Regions from separate parts of the Homo sapiens genome. Here region 2 is linked to region 1. A link is a loop called in an ENCODE intact Hi-C map of the cell type or tissue named here. Cell type or tissue: CD4-positive, alpha-beta T cell. All regions are shown on one strand. Each heading gives the region's core, and the rest is flanking DNA. Links, peaks and the distances in the headings are about the cores only.

What was found. A loop is a pair of places that touch in the nucleus more often than their neighbours do. Peaks named below come from ENCODE experiments on the same cell type or tissue, not always from the same donor. Only the 100,000 strongest peaks of a DNase experiment are listed, where the experiment ranks them.
Region 2: a loop joins it to region 1, with 3 times the contacts of the local background. A loop is called at or near these places in 23 of 110 quality-filtered maps.

What each region holds. Positions count from the first base shown.
Region 1 is chr7:139,631,947-139,641,274 of GRCh38, reverse strand. All of the region lies in intron 2 of HIPK2 (homeodomain interacting protein kinase 2), which reads left to right. Among named protein-coding and RNA genes, the nearest start is that of CLEC2L, 110 kb to the right of the region's middle. In CD4-positive, alpha-beta T cell, for the core only: no CTCF peak of the experiment used is centred there; DNase peaks (open chromatin) are centred at 5,194 and 5,554; H3K4me3 peaks cover 1,035 bases; H3K27ac peaks cover 1,371 bases.
Region 2 is chr7:139,727,380-139,736,859 of GRCh38, reverse strand. The region is part of intron 1 of HIPK2 (homeodomain interacting protein kinase 2); the gene reads left to right. Among named protein-coding and RNA genes, the nearest start is that of HIPK2, 46 kb to the left of the region's middle. In CD4-positive, alpha-beta T cell, for the core only: no CTCF peak of the experiment used is centred there; DNase peaks (open chromatin) are centred at 4,499 and 5,369.

The DNA of each region.
Region 1 (9,328 bases), core at 582-8,581:
TCCTGCCTCAGCCTCCCAAGTAGCTGGGATTACAGGTGCGTGCCACCATGTCCGGCTAATTTTTGTATTTTTAGTAGAGACGGGGTTTTGCCATGTTGACCAGGCTGGTCTCGAACTCCTGACCTCAGGTGATCCACCTACCTCGGCCTCCCAAAGTACTGGGATTACAGGCGTGAGCCACTGCACCCGGCCAGGGAGTTTTTATTTCTAAAGCTAGGTGGTAGGTACTTCACTGTTGGTTATATTAATCTTTTCAGCTTTTTGTGTAAATAAATGAAACAGTTGTTTAGTGTATATGCTTTAATGTATTTCAACAGAGTGTTCCATATCAGAAAGAAAGTGGCTTTAAAAAATGAGGAAGCTGGGTGCAGTGGCTCATACCCATAATCCCAACACTTTGGGAGGCTGAAGCGGAAGGATTGCTTGAGCTCAAGAGCTCAAGAAGAGCCTGGGCAACATGGTGAAACCCTGTTTCTATGTGCCTGTGGTCCCAGCTACTCAGGAGGCTGAGGAGGGAGGGTTGCTTGAGCCCAGGAGGTGGAAGGTGCGGTCAACCAAGATTGTGCCACTGCACTCCAGCCTGGACAACAGAGCGAGACCCTGTCTCAAAAAGAAAAAAAAAATAAGGAAGAGGGATGATCTGTTTATTTCATTGCTTTCACATGGACTTAGACGTGTTATAGATAAGTGGTTTAGTATTGTTCAGCTGACTACTCTATGCCAGGCCTCTGCAAGGTGCCCCCCTATGATGCTCTGTTTAACCTAGTCTTCATACCTGTACCCAGAAGTAGGTACACAACCAGTACCTGACAGGGCTGGGATTCAACCCGGTGAACACTGGGATCCCAAGTGCGGGCCACGCCCTCTTGACTTCTGCAGCCTCTACACCTCCACTGGAGGCCATTCCCCTGCAGGGTCATATGATCTGGACATGATCTGGGAATGCTTCTCAGTGTGTGCAGTCAAGAGAGCGAGTGGAGCTAAATCATCAAAGCTTCCATATTGATGGTGTCCAAAATGACAGTTGTTTTTCCTCTTTCTTTAGAAAGATAGAATTTTCAGTGTCTTCCTATGAGAATGTTGGAAAGAAATTATCCCCCTCTTTCTTAGGTGCAGATTTTGTCTGACACTTCATGTGTGTTTAAAGTATTTTTGATGTCCCAAAATAGTAATGAGGCGATTCTTTAAGATGGTTCCATGGGGTGGAGCTGTAGCAGTGAAGGTGAGGAAGAGCAAATGAGAGATCAGTTATGACAGAACCTGGAAATGCTCACTCACAGTATTCAGGAACCAGCAGCCCTACCTGCCTGAAACCGAACCGAGAACAGGAACAGCCCCTGTGGAAGCAACCGACATGTGATGATCAACCCAAAAAACCATGTAAACTCTGAAACAGAAAGGCCAAGCTGTCTGCCTCTCACATAGGAGGTACTGACAAGGTGGCATTGCCAGCTCCAGGGAAAACTGGCAACTGCTGAGGGTGTGCACTTGACATAGACTCATTCCTTCTACAAATGTGTATGGAGCACCTACATGCCCAGGCTGCGTGCTAGGCGCTGGAGATACAGCAGTGACATGGGGGTTGGGGGACTTGCGCTGCTCTGTGTGTGGTAGCCACCCCTGCCTGGCCACTTACTAAGGCTCAGCTCAGACTCCTCCTGGGAAGCCCATCCTGCTTTCTCTCTCCTCCTCCAATTTCCCCCATCTTTGTGTACTATGTACACACTTCACACATTGTATGTCAGATGTCGCTATGCTGCTACCTTGGCTAGACGGTGAACTCCTGGAAGAGCTGCAGGGTCTGGTTTACTTTTTGATCTTTAGCACCCAGCACAGTACCTGGCACAGAGGAAACACTTAGTAAATGGTGGTTGAATATTCTAATAAGTGAGTGAGGACAGCTTGAAACAAATTCTGGCTCAGAATGACTGTCAGAATGAGCTTCCCTGAAGATTAAGCATGCTTTAGCAACCATCCAACATGCTTCAGGTGGGCTGGATGAAAAGAAACATTTTAGACTTGACTTTGAACTTCTAGGACCTCAGAGCCTTATAGACTAGCAGAGCAGGGGGACAAGGCCTCTGCAAGATCAGATCCCAGCAAAATGGTCTGAAGTCCCCAAAGATTCCTGGGGGCCAAATGGGGAACTACCTCCCTTACCTGAGGGTTTATGGGCTGGGTGTTGAGCAGCTGTTTACGAAGCAGCTTCTGTGTGCCAGGCTGAGGATCAAGGACAAGTGAGATGCAGACCCTGCCCTCCAGGAGGTATAGTAGAGGCAGATATGCAAACGTATTTGTGTGTCAAAAATGACAATTATTGGCTGGGCGTGGTGGCTCACGCCTGTAATCCAGCACTTTGGGAGGCCGAGGCGGGCGGATCACGAGGTCAGGAGATCGAGACCATCCTAGCTAACATGGTGAAACCGCGTCTTTACTAAAAATACGAAAAATTAGCCGGGCATGGTGGTGGGCGCCTGTAGTCCCAACTACTCAGGAGGCTGAGGCAGGAGAATGGCGTGAACCCGGGAGGTGGAGCTGGCAGTGAGCCAAGATCGCGCCACTGCACTCCAGCCTGGGCAACAGAGTGAGACTCTGTCTCAAAAAAAAAAAAAAAAAAAGACAATTATTTACTCTCTTTCTCCAGAACAAGAATGTTTAGTGGCTTGCTTTGGGAATGTTGGAAAGGAATGAGTCCTCTTTCTTAGGTGCAGATTTTGTCTGACACTTCATATATATGTTTAAAGTATTTCTGATGTCCCAAAATAGCGATGAGGAAATTCTTTAAGATGGTTCTGTGGGGCCAGTGGGTGCTCAGTTAGTATTTATTGGACCAATCTGGTCTGAGTATGTCATTGATCTTTGTATGCTTGTCACCTGGTAGAGCCAGCACAGAGACAGTGGGCAGTGTCTGTTTGAATAAGGAAGAATGGAAGCGGGCAGGGAGGGGAGCAGGCTGTATCTGAAACATGTCTCATGAGTGCAGAGAAAAGGCTGCACCCTTAGGGGTGGGAGAGGGATCCAGAGTGGATTGGAAAAGGTTAAAACCAAAGGCAAGAGAGCAGCAGGTGGCTGTAGTGAGGCCCAGATGGAAGAGCATGTGATTTCGCATGCTGCAGTGGGACTGCGCAGGATAAAGTCTTCAACATAAGAGCTAAGGTGGAGGCTCTAGAGGGCGTAATGACAATGGCCATAAAATAAGAGGTTTGGGCTAAATCCCTGAGGTCCCAAGTCCTAACCCTGCATGAGCCAGGTGCCACTTCTAGCCCTCCTGTTCCTCCTCCCTGTCATTTTTGCTGTAATTCTTTTGTTGGCCACCTGCAAGTAGGTGTCCTTGGCACTCCTGCTGTCTGCCCTGCTGTGGTGAGTGTGAGCCGGGTTGCTCGTGCCCCTCTCTGAGCCTCAGCTTCTGCTCCTCCTTGGGCTAAATCCTGCCCCCTCATGCCCAAACCTTGATTGCTGCATAATGATTCAGCCCTTCTACTCTCTTTTATCTGCACTGCCTTAGAGCTTTGTCTTAATCCATATTTTAACACTTTCTTATATTTAATAAAGGTTTATTTGATCAACAAATGCTTAATGAGTGGCTACCGAATGCCTGCGCTGCCCTCATAGACTTGGTCAGGGAAGACAGACAGTGAGCAGGTTAAGAAAGTGCTGTGAAGTGGCATTTATGGCACCCTATATGAAGACTAACTGGTGTCAAGGGAGGCCTGTCTGTAGCGTGACAGCTGAGCTAAGATTTGAGGGATGAGAAGGAGGCAGCCATGTGACAGCCAGCAGGGAGAGCATTTAAGGCAGAAGCAACAGCATCCCACGAAGACTCTGGCTCCAAAGGAGCTCCAGGTACTCTTGCAAATGGAAAGGAAACCAACGGGCCTGCAACGTATTAAGCTAGGAGAGTGGTTGGCAGTGATGGTGGAGAGGTGGGCAGGGTCCCAATCGTGGAGGCCCCATGGCCATGGAGGGGTCTAGATTTCATTCCAAGTCCAGTGGGGAGCCCCTGAAGGCTTACGGCAAGGGGGTGGGGTGCCATCTGTTCCCTGTGGCTGCCATGGAGGAAGTGGGCACAAGGAAGGGAGAGACAAGTGGAAAGGCTGCAGTGGAAGCTCCAGGTGACGCAGGGGTGACCAGCGCCACTGCTGCGGCAGGGGGGATGGAGAATCAGGGGCTGACTTGAGACTTTGGAGCTGGCCATGTTAGTGGATAGATGGTGGGGATGAAGAAATCAAACATCTTTCCTGGATTTCTGCCTAAGCAGCTGGAGGGTGGTGGTTCCCTTTCATAAAATGAGGAGGACAGTGGAAGGAATATGTTTAGAGAGGGGGATCAGAGAATAGTTCCCTTCTAGACGTGTGGAATTGGAGATGACTATGAGACATTCCAGAGGCAATACCAGGCTTCCAGAATGCAAATCTAGAGCCAGAAGGAGAATTCCAAGATGGAGACAAACCTGGGAATACAAATGGAATTTAAACCTATGGAGCGAGTAAGATGACTGTCAGTTTCCTAGGGCTGCTGAAATAGGTACCACAAAATATCTGGCTTAAAACAAAAGACATCCAAAATCAAGGTGTCAACAGGGCCATGCTCCCTCTGAAGGCTCCAGGGGTAGAGCCTTCCTTGTCTCTTCCTGCCTCGGGTGGCTCCAGGTGTTCCTTGGCTTGTGGCAGCATCACTCCAATCTCTTCCTCCCTTTTCACATGACCATCTTGCTGCTGTGTCAGTATCTATGTCCAGATTTCCCTCTGATATGGATGCAAGTCACATTGGATTAGGGCCCACCTACTCCAGTGTGACCTCATCTTAGCTAATTATATCTGCAGCAACTCCATTCCTAAATAAAGTCACATGCCAAGGTGCCAGGAATTAGGAGTTCAACATAACTTTTAGGGGGACACAATTCAACCCATAACAATTATCTAGGGCTGGGTGGAAGGAGAGAAGACGGTGGGCTTAGGACTTGGCCAACACACAGCAGTTGGATAGAAGAGGGCGAGCCTACAAAGGAAATGGGCAAGCCACAAGCAGAGAGGCGGGACAGATATGGGGAGCAAGCGATGTCATGAAAACCAAGAATAAGTGTTTCAGGGCAGGAAGGAATGATCACCCGCGTGAAAAAAATGTGGCTCCCAGGTCACAGAGCTAAGAAGTTGATCAACAGATGTGACAGCGTGGAGATCACTGCTGATCTCAACAAGTGCAGCGCGTCAGTGACGCAGAGTGTCCAACTCCAATTAGAGGAAGCTGAGCAAATGCTGTGAGGTGAAGAGGTGGGAACCACAGGGGGAGATGACTCTCTCCAGAGAGTGGGCCTTGAAGGGGAGCTGAGAACTAGGGCAGCAGCTGCTGGGAGACGAAGGGATTAGGAAAGGTTTGTGTTTGGGGCTTTTGTTTTGTTTTTTGTGTTCTGTTTTGTTCTTGTGTTCTGCTTTGTTTTCTAACGTGGGAGCCGCTAGAGCATGTGGTGTGCTGTGTCGGCTCGATTTTTATGTCTGTGTCTTTCTGTGACACACGTTTTGTATTCGACTCGAGTTGTCCTGTGTGCTTTGATGTGGCTTTCGCAGCATCAGAGGCCTTCGCAGACAGTACTGTCTCCCAGCCACCTAGCCAGATGCCTGGGCATTTGTTCTTTACGGTCGCAGCAGGAACATTCTGCGGCACGTATCATGGTACCGTGAATGGCTGCCATTTCATTTTCTTGGTGGACTACAAGCAATTTTCCCAGGCCCCGTTCATGTCACGTCAGTCGTCAAAATCTATGTCTGGTGTTTCCTGCTAAAGAACATCACTAAAGTGCCTTTGTGTGGCCATTTTAGTTGTTGCAGTCTGCCTTGTTCATCACTGGGGAATGGAAACTGGAAAACGAGGTTTCCGTGGGTTAGGAACAGCCTTCCGGGCCATGAGAACCACGTAACTAACCTGATAGGAAGGGCAGGCCCATAGTCAAGTTCAGAGAAGTCCCCTGGGGCCAGACCGGCCTTCCTAAGACTTACTTGAGTGTCAAACATCCAAACCTACAGACTGGAGCGTCAGACTTCCAAACGTCAGGCTGCAAGAGGGCAGGGGCCAGCCAAGAGGCCAGGTGACAAGAATCGGGGGACAGAGGTGAGAATGTGCTTGATCCTTGAGCCAGCAGTCCAGGCCAAAACTCTCCTCCCATGAAGAGGCCTAGATCCACGTGAGAGGAGGCAGGAGGCCACCCCTGACTCTAGAACAGGGAGGGCAGAGAGAAAAGCAGGTTCTGACACCATAATACTTTTTTTGGTAGTGTTCTTTTCAGATATTCCCTTCTTTTCTGGCCAGGTATGGTGGCTCCTGCCTGTAATCCCAGCACTTTGGGAGGCTGAGGCAGGTGGATCACTTGAGATCAGGAGCTTGAGACCAGCCTGGCCAACATGGTGAAAACCCGCCTCTGCTAAAAATACAAAAATTAGCCAGACCTGGTGGTAGGTGCCTGTAATCCCAGCTACCTGGAAGGCTGAGGCACGAGAATCGCTTGAACCCAGGAGGTGGAGGTTGCAGTGAGCCAAGATCATGCCACTGCACTCCAGGCTGGGCAACAGAGCAAGACTCTGTCTCAAAAAAAAAAAAAAAAAAAAACCTGAAACAGATAGTCCCTTCTTTTTTCTAAGGGATGTGATGTTTTAAATAAACTGAAACGATCTCTAAAGGCACTGCTAGAGGCAACCTGGCAGTAATCTTATCAGTTACACACAATGATGAGTGAACCTGGGGGCCCTGGTATGTGGCCAACACTGACACAGGTGGCCTAGGCAGGTGGTGGGCTCGTGGTCACATGGAAGACAAGGGTGCAGCAGGGACATGTCTTGGAGCCACCACAGGCATCCCCAGCTCATCAGTGCCAGTGAGTAAGAGTGGCCCCTGACAATACATGCGCAGTCCAATGTGGGGACCAAAGGAGACAAAGGCCAAAGGGGGTGAAGTGCCAAGCAGAACACTGGCAGCTGAAGACGCCCAGCAGCAGGCGATGGGGACAACGGAAGGTTCATTAAATAGCAACAAGGCAACTCACTCCAGCCCCCAGCGGTCACTCCTTCTGCTGCCCAGACCGGCAAGTGTGACTGGTACTCTAGAAGCACGTAGTAGCCAGTACCCAGTCTCTAGTTGTGAGGAAAGGAATAAACTAAAATTTTTTTTTTTTTTTGAGACAGGGTCTTGCTCTGTTACCAGGCTGGAGTGCAATGGTGCAAATCATGGCTCATGGCACCCTCAAACTCCTGGGCTCAAGCAGTCCTCCCACTTCAGCCTCCTGAGTAGCTGGGACCACAGGTGCGCACCTCCATGCCTGGCTTTTTTTTTTTTTCTTTTTGCGACGGACTCTTACTCTGTCACCCAGGCTGGAGTACAATGGCACGATCCCGGCTCACTGCAGCCTCTGCCTCCTGGGTTCAAGCGATTCTCATGCCTCAGCCTCCTGAATAGCTGGGATTACAGACCTGCGCCACCACGCCTGGCTAATTTTTGTATTTTTAGTAGAGACAGGGTTTCACCATGTTGACCAGGCTGGTCTTGGACTCCTGACCTCAAGTGATCCTCCCACCTTGGCTTCCCAAAGTGCTGGGATTACAGGCCTGAACCACTGCGCCTAACCCCTTTTTTTTTTTTTAAGAAACAGGGTCTCACTCTGTTGCCCAGGCTGGTCTGAAACTCCTGGGCTCAAGTGATCCTCCCATCTCACCCTCCCAAAGTGCTGGGATTCCAGGCATGAGCCACCACACCTGGCCAAACTCCATTTTACTTGTGAAAAATCAGAACTTGGTAATAAGACATTTTTGGGTTTTGTTTGTTTTCTTCTTTTCAATACTATTATATAAAGAAAAAAGATTAGCAATGAGAACAAATTTAAAGGGGGAAGAGGAGGTACTTTTTCAGTAGAGAAAAATTCAGCTAGAAGATCCAAGACCAGTGGGGGTGTTTCTGATCGCCCTCTTCCTCCCCACTCTCATGCTAGGTGTGTGAAAGGTAACCAAGAGAAAGGTCTCCCCAGCTCCCTTCACTCCCACTCCAGGCTGCAGAAAGGGTAGGAAAGTAGCCTCTTCTACCATCTCTTAGTGAAGTGGAAAATTTATAGAGAAAACAAAAATCAGGCTAATGCATTTCATTATCAGCAGAATGCCTTGAGCTACTTTCTTTCTTTTTTTTTTTTTTTTTTTTTTTTGAGACAGGGTCTATTTCTGTCGTCCAGGCTGGAGTAGAGTGGTGCAATCTCAGCTCACTGCAACCTCCACCTCCCGGGTCCAAGCAATCCTCCCGCCTCAGCCTCCCAGGTAGCTGGGACTATAGGCACACACCACCGCACCCTGCTAATTTGGGTTTGTTTGTTTGTTTGTTTGTTTTTGGTAGAGACAGGGTTTTGCCATGTTGCCCAGGCTGCTCTTGAACTCCTGGGTTCAAGCAGTCCACCTGCCTCAGCTTCCCAAAGTGCTGGGATAACAGGCATGAGCCACCGTGCCTGGCCTTGAGACATATTTTTTTAAAAAAACATAAGCTGTGTTCATATCTCAAACTTTGAGCCTGGTTTTGTCCAAAACATACCCCTACCTAATCATGACAGATTCTTAGAAAAGAAGATGTACCTGGGTGGTCTCTTTAGTGTTGATTACCAACTCCCTGTGAAATGTTCTCTTGGGGTTTAGGTGATTTCCTTGAAGGGACAGAACTCCTGCATTCAGGAACAGGTTGTTCATGGAGTTTACGCTGGAATCCTGGTTGATACCAGACTCTGTATTCATGAATGGGGTTCTATAATTGTAATATTAGGTAACTTCTAAGAAGATTAGCTTTTTAGAAGCTAATAAAAAATAGCAATGTTTCCTTAAGAAAGTGTGATGTAAATTCTTAAGAAAGGATAATTGGCATAAACAGATATTGGACTTAATCCCGTTATTTTGGGAAGGGGACAGCTTGTTTTACATCTTCCTGAAGATAGAATACCTCGAGTTAGGTGTGGTTGTGCATTCCTATAGACCCAGCTACTCAGGAGGCTGAGGCAGAAGGATTGTTTGAGTTCAGAAGTTCAAGACTATAGCGAGCTATGATCATGCCTGTGAATAGCCACTGCACTCCAGCCTAGGCAACATAGTGAGTTCCCATCTCTAGATAGACAGAAGAAAATAGAAGACCTGCGTTTCAGAACTCCTTTGTAAAAACCAGGCATTCTCTGAAGATTAGTTTCCCAGACTTTCAGCTACAAAAGATAACTTCAGAATATCTCTAAAATGGTTGTTAGCTCATCTGATTGGCGTGTGAAGGTAATGAAGTCAGTAGACGTGGTTCTCTGTAGGTGTGTTCTAAACACACAGACTTA
Region 2 (9,480 bases), core at 498-8,497, 96 kb before region 1:
GCTTCCCTGCATCCAGCCGTTGGAAGGAAAACATACATTCGGACATTCTCTGTTAATATCTTATGCGTAACATGAGGCACCCTAGTTGGGTAAATGGCTTTGATTGGCCTTTGTGGTTCCGCAAGGGTTGCTGTGTTTTGTAGGATTGTAGTTCCTGTTGTACTCCATAGCTCCAGCGTAGGCATTAAGTTTTTATGTTATTCGATAGCATCCTCCCAGCTTCAACAAAGGGTATTGGCCCAGGACAGTAACTCCTAGGAGTGCCTGAGAGCTGATTTTGTTTCAGGTCAGCTCTGGCCTTGGAGATGCCCTCCCTGGGAATCAGGGCAGAGCAGAGGGCATCTGTGCCAGGAGGGTGTGCTCTCCGCGTCCTGCTGTGGGAGTTCCCTCAGGGAAGCACCTTGGCCACCCTGACACTGGTGTGTGCGAGCCCCTTCTGGAAACAGAGTTGCAGTGCCCTGGTGAATGCTTCTTCAGGGCATTGGCCCCTCTGTCTACCAGGTCATGCCTTCCTCTGCCACTTGAAGTCAGCAAGGACGCCAAAGGGGACCAGCCTTCCCTTCATTCTCCTGTCACCTGATCCTGTGGCTTCCACATTATCGTGGTTCCTTTCCTACCTGTCAGTGCCAGGGTCTTTGGGTCATCCCTCTAGTTTGTTGTCTGCACCTTCCCTGCAGGTTCCTATCGCCTCTCAGATGCGCCTTCATGGTGGGTGCCAAGCCCCTGGCCACATGCTTTCATTTCCCACTCAGAAGTGGTACCATTCCTCCCTCCCCTCTCAGCCACCTCCTGTGACTCCTCAACAGAACAAAATCGAAACTAGGCACCAAAGACCTGCCACGCTGACTCCAGCCTTTCCAGACCCTTTTGTCACTCACTGCAATGCAGAGCCCTCAACCACAGGCATGGTTTTATTCTTCCTGATGTTCCCTTAGATGGGTTTGGTCCTGTTTTATCTTATTTTCATATTGTGCTTTGTATTGTATCTGCACACTATCCCAGGTCCTGTAGGCAGTGGATGGCTTATGAATCTTAAATAAAAATGGGTCTCATCTGTCCCTGGAACCCAGTGCTCACTGGCCTCTGTGTTTCAGCTCACCCCTGGCTTCGCCTTGGGGTGCACTCTCGTGTGTAAAGGGGTCGCTGACTCTGAGAGCACTCCATCCACTCTCTGAAGCCTGCACCGTTCAATGGGCAACAGTTGCGACTTCCTTCTGTGGTCAGTTATCTCTTCTCCCCTTGGCCCATCTCGTCCTGTTGACCTGAAAAACAGGTAGCCCTTTCTTTCACAATGCCAGTGGTCACCTGCCACTCTTGGGGTGGTGCTTGGACATCGTAGGTGCTCAGCAGATATTCCTGGATGCTGCTCACTCTGTCCTCTACAGTCCTCAGCCTAGCAGATTTGGAAATTTGACTCCATAAATTTAAGGATTATTGGGTTCTAAAAGACTGGTTCATACTAACTAATTCTATAAAAGGCTGATGGATCAATCTGAATCATTTAAAGAGAGATAATCCTAGCATCCAGAGAAGCTAGGCCTACATATCAAGGTATTTTCTCCTTGGTCAGAAGGTCCTCTCTGGAATCCCAGTAAGAGATGAGAAAGTTGCTTATTTAGCACAGAATTTAAGCAAAAGGCTTAAGTCGTCATGTACTTCTAAATGTATTTATAAATCATGAAAACATTCTCTGCTCATGGGATACTTCTCTTAAAGAACCTGCATGGGATATCTAGAATCAAATATTCCCTTCCCCCCTCGACAGTGAAAAACCTATGACTTACTTCTAGACTTCACTAAGATTAGTGTCAATTATCTTTGTAACATCATCTCTCTTTATTTAGGTATGACATATCATAGTTATACCAAGTTGGTAGATATTCTCATTAATTACATTTTACGTCATTTTGGAGTCACAAATCATACGGCTTGTCAAATCCTGGTTTTGTAATTTTTGAGGGTTCCTTCATTTAGGATCTGCAGATCTCTATTTATAAATTAGTACAGCATAACACTCCTATGAGGGAAATGATAAATGTGTGTGCCTTGATTCTAGAAATCACAATCTAAAACACCATACAAGTTAGGAGTCCACAGTAGTGTGTATTTGGCCATTAATGAATCAGTGGTCCCCTGGGTGTGTGAGCCATGCTATTTTTAAAACCATTGCTGACTTCAGTGATAAAGAGAGTACAGAATGTGCCTTCCCAGGCTTGTGAGCTTACCATGAATAATACCCATGGTTATCATGATGTCAGAACTTAAATATTCTTTACCAAGAGCACAACCGTGGCGTCATGGAGCATGGGAATGCATTTAGGGGGCAGGGTGTGGAAAGTCCATTTTTCCCAGAGAAAACATCAGCCCAGGGTAAAAGCTGATTCTCCCATGGGGGCACTTAGGCCTGTATGCAGCAGTGCCAGACTCCTGTAGGGCATCTTCCAATTTTAGTCACCAGAGAGTGATTTGCGTCAAAGTTTGCAAACCAAACCAGAGCATTTGTCACTGAAGATCCCGTGCCTTCCACTTGTTCAGAAAAGTTATTAGGTGGGGGATTAGTACGTGCACACTTGAAATCACTAACACTGGTGGTGATGAGAGTAGTTTCATCATTTGACACATTGATCTCCTGAAGCATTCTCCTGGGGAATGGAAGTGATGCTAAAACATGGAAGAAAGGGACTGAACTATTTCGGAATTTTAACGTTGTCTTTAAAAACGTGTGCTCTGGTTTTGCTAGGTGAGCATGCTGTGCCTCACAATAGAATTACACTAAACCACGTTAATTGTGACTCATTAGGGATGGCAGCATTAACGAATATTCCAGCACTGGTTAGGATGGCCTAAGTTGTACAGCAGTAACAAACAACAGAGGTTTGCTTCACACTTGCGCCACATCTTGGGTCAGCTGGGGTCTCTGCTCTTTGTTACCCTCTTTCACTGACCAGGCAAAGGAGCTGCTCCTCCCCAGACCATGGTTGGTTACCGTAATATAAGGGAAAGAGGAGTCACACACTGGCCGGAAAGGCTTTTGCCTGAGAATGCTACTTCTTGCGTACTTCTTATTGTCCAAGGTGGATCATTTGGCCAAGACTAATTCTAAGTTACATGGCTTAGCTTACCTGAATTACAGCACAGCTTTTCAAAGTAATGGGTGCAAGACAACGTATTAGGATACAGAAGAAAATTTGAATATGTATATTTTATCTCACTTTATCCTTTAAATTTTTCTATATTTGTGTTTTTGGTTAACAATACTGTATTGGAAAGTAAAACATAGATTATTTTTAATTATAAAAATCACATATATCAGGAGTGTTCTCTTTTCCCCTGATTAAGTGCTTAATCAAAAAAGTTGAGATCATTGTTTATACAGTAGATACAAATCTGCAATAAGCATATTGTACATAGAAACTGGGTCTCAGTTATGACCAAGGATAGTGCTTTTGGTTAAAATGTTACATGGAAAAGAGATGCAGAAGCTTTGAAAGTAAATTCTATTCTGTGTTAGCTAGGCCTCTGGGAGCTAGCTGACCACCCTCCCCTCAGTTTTCACTAAACGCTTGTTTAGGACTGTATTAGTCCATTCTTGCATTGCTATAAAGAAATACCTGAGTCTGGGTAATTTATAAAGAAAAGAGGTTTAATTGGCTTCTGGTTCTGCAGGCTGTACAAGAAGCATGATGCTAGCATCTGCTCAGTTTCTGGGGAGGCCTCAGGAAACTTACAGTCATGGTGGAAGGTGAAGGAGGAGCCAGCCTTTCACATGGCCAGAGCAGGAGCAAGAGAGAGTGAGGGGGGAGGTGCCACACACTTTTAAGCCACCAGATCTCACAAGAAAACTCACTCCCGTTGCAAGGACAGTACCAAGATGAATGGTGCTAAACCATTCTTGAGAAACCACCCGCATGATCCAGTCACCTCCCACCAGGCCCCACCTCCAACACTGGGGATTACAATTTAAGATTTGGGTGGGGACACTGATCCAAACCATATCAGGGACTCACTATTTTATACACACACACACACACACACACACATATATATATAATATGTTATATATATTATATGTTATATAATGTCATATATAATATATGTTATATATAGTTATATATATATATGTTCATTTACTCCTCACAAGGACCCTATGAAATATGATTACTGTCTCCACTTTAGAGATGAGGGGATTGAGGCAGAAAGGGGTTAAGTAACTTGCTGAGATCACAGAGCTAGAAAGGGCAGCACTGGCATCTGACCTAGTTGTTGAGAATGCAGAAACAATCTGAAAATTAGCTCTTGGAATACAGACCCCTATGAAGATAGGGATGGCCTACATCACCAAATGCCATCCTGTCTGTTTTAAAGCAAGACATAGGAGAGCTATCAGACATCTTAGATGTACGTGGGGAAGGCGCCCCGCTACAAGAACCAGTATTATCTGAGTGGGCACCTCCTCCCAGCACTGGGTGTAAGTGGCTCCGTGCCATGGAGTTGTTGGGTAATAACGCCAGGACTGGCTTGATGACAGTGACTCACAGTAGAAAAATGTCCTTGCAACAGACCAAAGAACCCACTTTAATTTGCACAGCTTAGAATGGGCCACTGGTTGCCCTGCCAAGGGATCCCTGTACCAGCTGATTTTCATATCCACAAACACACACACAAAAGCACCTATTTAAATATTGCAAATAATACCACATTGCATTTTTATTATGCTTTATAGTTTACAAAGCACATTACAATGCTACTTTATTATTCTTAGTGTGCTCCAATATAATTTCACTTGCCTTCTCTTTTCTCACCTTTTTCTCATCTTTAGTTTCTTTTTCCTTTTCCTCTCAGCATCCGTGCCAACTTTCCCCACACTCCAGCTTTCTTCCTTTCGTTTCTTCCTGCTCTTCCCTCTCCCTGCGAGTTGTGGAGGTGGTACCTTTCCCGAAGTGATCCCTAATTGAGTTTAGTCAGGTGTCAGTTAAAGGCAACTGAGGGGAATGAAACAATTCTCCAAGGAACAAAACAGTTGTAACATGGAGCTCCTGTTGTAAATAGCAGTTGCTATTTAAATCAAGTAAGAAGGATGGATTATTGTGCTTTAAGAAGGGGATGAAATGAATCCTGTATTTAAAGAGAGCCTGGGGGAAAGGGTTATCTGCATCTCACATCCCCGGCATCACTGTGTCTGCAAAACATCTTTCACAAAGTTTTCTTTGCAGTTAGAGAACAGCCTGTGAGAGAAATGCTCAAAGAAATACATAAACATGAGTACAAGGGGTGTGCAAACAGGTGTTGCACTGAGCGCAGAACCCATTTGGCGGCCCTTTGTCCTGGTTCCTTTGTATAACTCAGCAAGAAGTTGAGGTTTAGAAAAGGCAGGTTTGAGGAAGTGCCGTCTGTGGCCTCTTAACTGTGGACGTCACTGATGAGAACAGATCGAACTTTAGATGCCTTCCTTAGAAATTTTGTTGTTTTGAAGTCAAACCTCAATCACAATGAACAAATATATTTGCATAAGGAGAGGAGGTGTATAGTGCCCTGGCAGGAATTAAGACTAAAACGTGGGAGTAAAGCTGTAGATGCTTCTGTTGCTTTTTAACCAAGAGGCCACAGACACAGGCCGGGAGGCTGAGAGGGCAACCTGCCATTTGGCCAGCGTCACTTTGCGATTGTTATAAATACTTTATCATAGCTTGAGTACAGACATGCCTTTTCAATGAAATACATCCTGACTTATTTTGCAGAGGGTACTAGTTTCATAGGGTGACTGTAACAAATTAACACAAACTATTAATAGGTGGCCTAAAACAACAGAAATGTCTTCTCTCACAGTTTTGGAGGAGTTGGCAGGGCCACGTTCCCTCGAAGACTCCAGGTAAATCCCCTTCTTGCCTTCTCTCGGCTTCTGATGGCTCCCAACAATGCTGGGCATCCCTTGGGTTACAGCTGCATTGCTCCAGTCTCTGCCTCTGTCGATGTGTGGCCCGCACTCTGTGTGTATGTCTGTGTCTCCTCTTACAAGGACACCAGTCATATGGGATTACGGCTCACCTTAATGAATTTATTGTAACTTGATTACCTCTGAAAAGACCCCATTTCCAAAAAAGATCACATTCACAGGTACTGGGGGTTAGGACTTAACATATCTTTTGGGAGGACACATAGTAATAGAATCTACACAGTTTTTAGTTTAAATGAAAATTAGGGCCAGGTGCGATGGCTCATGCCTATAATCCTAGCACTTTGGGAAGCCAAGGCAGGTGGATCACCAGAGGTCAGGAGTTTGAGACCAGCCTGGCCAACATGGTGAAACCCCATCTCTACTAAAAATACAAAAATTAGCCGGGCATGTTGGCTCATGCCTGTAATCCCCACTACTCGGGAGGCTGAGGCAGGAGAATTGCTTGAACCTGGGAGGTGGAGGTTGCAGTGAGCCGAGATCTCACCACTGCACTCCAGCCTGGGCGACAGAGTGAGACTTTGTCTCCAAAAAAAAAAAAAGAGAGAAAAAATTGCAGTGACATGGTAACAAGAACACCAAAATGGGAAAGAATAGAGTAGATTTCCAGTTCTGATTCTGTGTGCCACAAACATTTCTGAAGTAGAACCTGAGGTAGCTCAAAAAGGCACCTCAGCTGTGGACTGGGCCGGAAATGGGTGTTTGGCTAGTAAAACGCATCATTTTACTTTACCAACATAGTACCAGACATTTAAGGCTAACAAATTCACTCTTGCTCAGAAGAGAAAAAGCCTACCAGATTTTTAGTCTTGATTTAGACTTTACCAAACATTTCTAAAGGATAGGAAAAGTCCATCTGAGGCTTACCTTCCGTTGCCAGGCACACACCTGGCCTCCTCAGTATCTGCTGCAGGTCTGGTTTACTTGTCTCTTGAGGTGGTCAGTGAGGATTTTGAACCAGTAGTGAATGGAGGGACATTGGTATGTCATGTTAGGAAGTGGCTGAAAAATTCAGGGAAGGTGCTTTCTTTCGTAAAGGTTTGTGATTCAAACACCTGAAAACTGGTACTGCTGAAACTTTAACCGTCCTTATTTAGAACATTTCAGGGACAAGGTAAGCAGCCTTCTAGATCTTTGAAAAAATGTGGATTTAAATGGAATTCCTCTGGGTTGAAACCAGAAGTACAGCTGATTTTGTTTTCATAGTTTGTGGGTGTTTGCCTTTTTCATCCCACCACGTTTATTTAAAAGGTTGTCTTCTTGAGATCCTCCATTGGAAAGAAAATGCAGTGTTGAAAAACAGAACAATGTGGATGGCAGGTGAGAGAGGGCACACGAGGAAGAACCAAGCCGGGGCTCCTCCTCGATGCTGAGGGGCATGAAGAGGGGTGGCCTGAACTTGGCCGCCCACTGCCAGCCACTCTTGAGGTGGCTTTTGGGGCCTACTTAGGTTCTGCCTCAGACACACACAGAATCAAAACTGGAAACCTAGTTTTTGTGTTATTAATAAGCCACTCCCAATTCTCTCTCTCTCTCTCTCTCTCTCTCTCTCTCTCTCTCTCTCTCTCTCTCTCTCTCTCTCAGAGACAGGGTCTACTCTGTCACCCAGGCTGGAATGCAGTGTTGCAATCACAGCTTGCTGCAACCTCTACCTCCCAGCTTCAAGTGATCCTCCCACCTCAGCCTCCCGAATAGCTGGGACTATGGGTGTGCACCACCACACCTGGCTAATTTTTTTTGTTTTTTGTAGAGACAGGATTTCACCATGTTGCCCAGGTTGGTCTTGAACTTCTGGGCTCAAGCAGTCCACCCATCGCGGCCTCCCAAAGCATTGGAATTACAGGTGTGAGCCACTGAACCTGGCTCCAATTCTCTTTTATACCAAAGTGACTACAGTTGCTCCTCAGTAGATTGAGAGATACATTCCTATATGGCCTTTTTCAGAAGCGTTGTAACATCAACTCATGCAGAGCTTAATTTAAAGTAGATAGTATGCTTTTACTTGTTTCCAGCTATGATATTAGACTAATTGAAATGAACTTATAGGTCCTTTAAGGTAAGATATAGAGAAAGCACAAAGTGAAATGTCTTATCTCCAAGAAGGGAAAACCGAAGAGACTTCTTTTGGAATATGGTAATTATTTAACCTGAGAAAATTATACTTTAGTAAAATGCTTTTGGTTTCCTTAAAACTATTGTTATGGGTTGAATTGTGTTTCCCCCCTGCCAAATTCATATCTTAAATTCCTAACCTTCCATATCTCAGAATGTGACTTTATTTGGAGGTAGGGACTTTATAGAAGGAATCAGGTTAAAGTGAGGTCATCAGGGTGGGCCCTAACCCAATACAACTGATGTCCTTATTAAAAGGGAAATTTGGACACAGATACACACAGAGGGAAGATGATGTGAAGAGACACACAGAGAAGACAGTCATCAGTGAGCCAAGGAGGGAGGCCTAGAACAGACCCTTCCCTTCCAGCCCTCAGAAGGAACCAGCCCTGCTGACACCTTGGTCTTGGACTCCAGCTTCTTGAACTGTGAGACAGCGTCTGCTGTTTAGGCTGCCCAGTCAGTGGTGCTTTGGTACCCCAACCCTGGCAGATTCATATGCTATGTTTAGAAAGTGGTGTTTTGTGTTTTTCTAAATAAGGTTCTTAACCCAGCCAGGCACAGTGGCTCACACCTGTAATCCCAGCACCTTGAGAGTGTGAGGCAGGAGGATCGCTTGAGCCCAGGAGTTCGAGACCAGCCTGGACAACATAGGGAGACCCCGTCTCTATAAAAAAATAAAAATAAATTAGGCAGGCATGATGGCGCACACCTGTAATCCCAGCTACTTGGGAGACTGAGGTGGGAGGATCTCTTGAGCCCAGAAAGTTGAGCCTACAATGAGCTATGATTGCACCACTCTACTCCAGCCTGGGTGACAGTGAGACCCTGTCTCAAAAAAAAAAAAAAAAAAAAAAAATTAGCCAATGCCACTCTTGTTTCAAAAAGGATTCTTTGAATTGTTTTATTTTCTTTTCATTGATCCCATCAGTTTCCTGGAGAAAGAAGCTGAAAAAGCGTTTGTGTCTTATCAGTGTTTGCTTCAGCACTGGATTGGATTGGGAATTTTCAGATTGCTTATGAGCTCTTGACACCATGTCCTGTAGATAAACAATTATGGGTTGTCTGTACTCACCCACTGCAGGGCAAGGCTGGCTCACCCACAGTGGTTGATGGCTTCATTCAAAGCAGTATAGCAGAGTTACCAAAAGGAGTTATTTGGGGCCAAGTTAGCAGCTTGCAGAAAGAGAATTAAGTCTGAACATGTAACTCTGACAAATAATGAGTCAATAAGTAGATAGATGTGTGGAGAATTTGCAAATGTTAGGAAAAGGATGTTTTCTCAATCAAAGAAACACAGCCTATGGTAGCATTTGCAGATTCAAGGCAGATGACATAAAAGATTTTGAACGTTCTTAAGAGAACCACATTTCTTGGAAGAGCAGGAGGCGTGACATGGTGCATTTGGTTCTCTT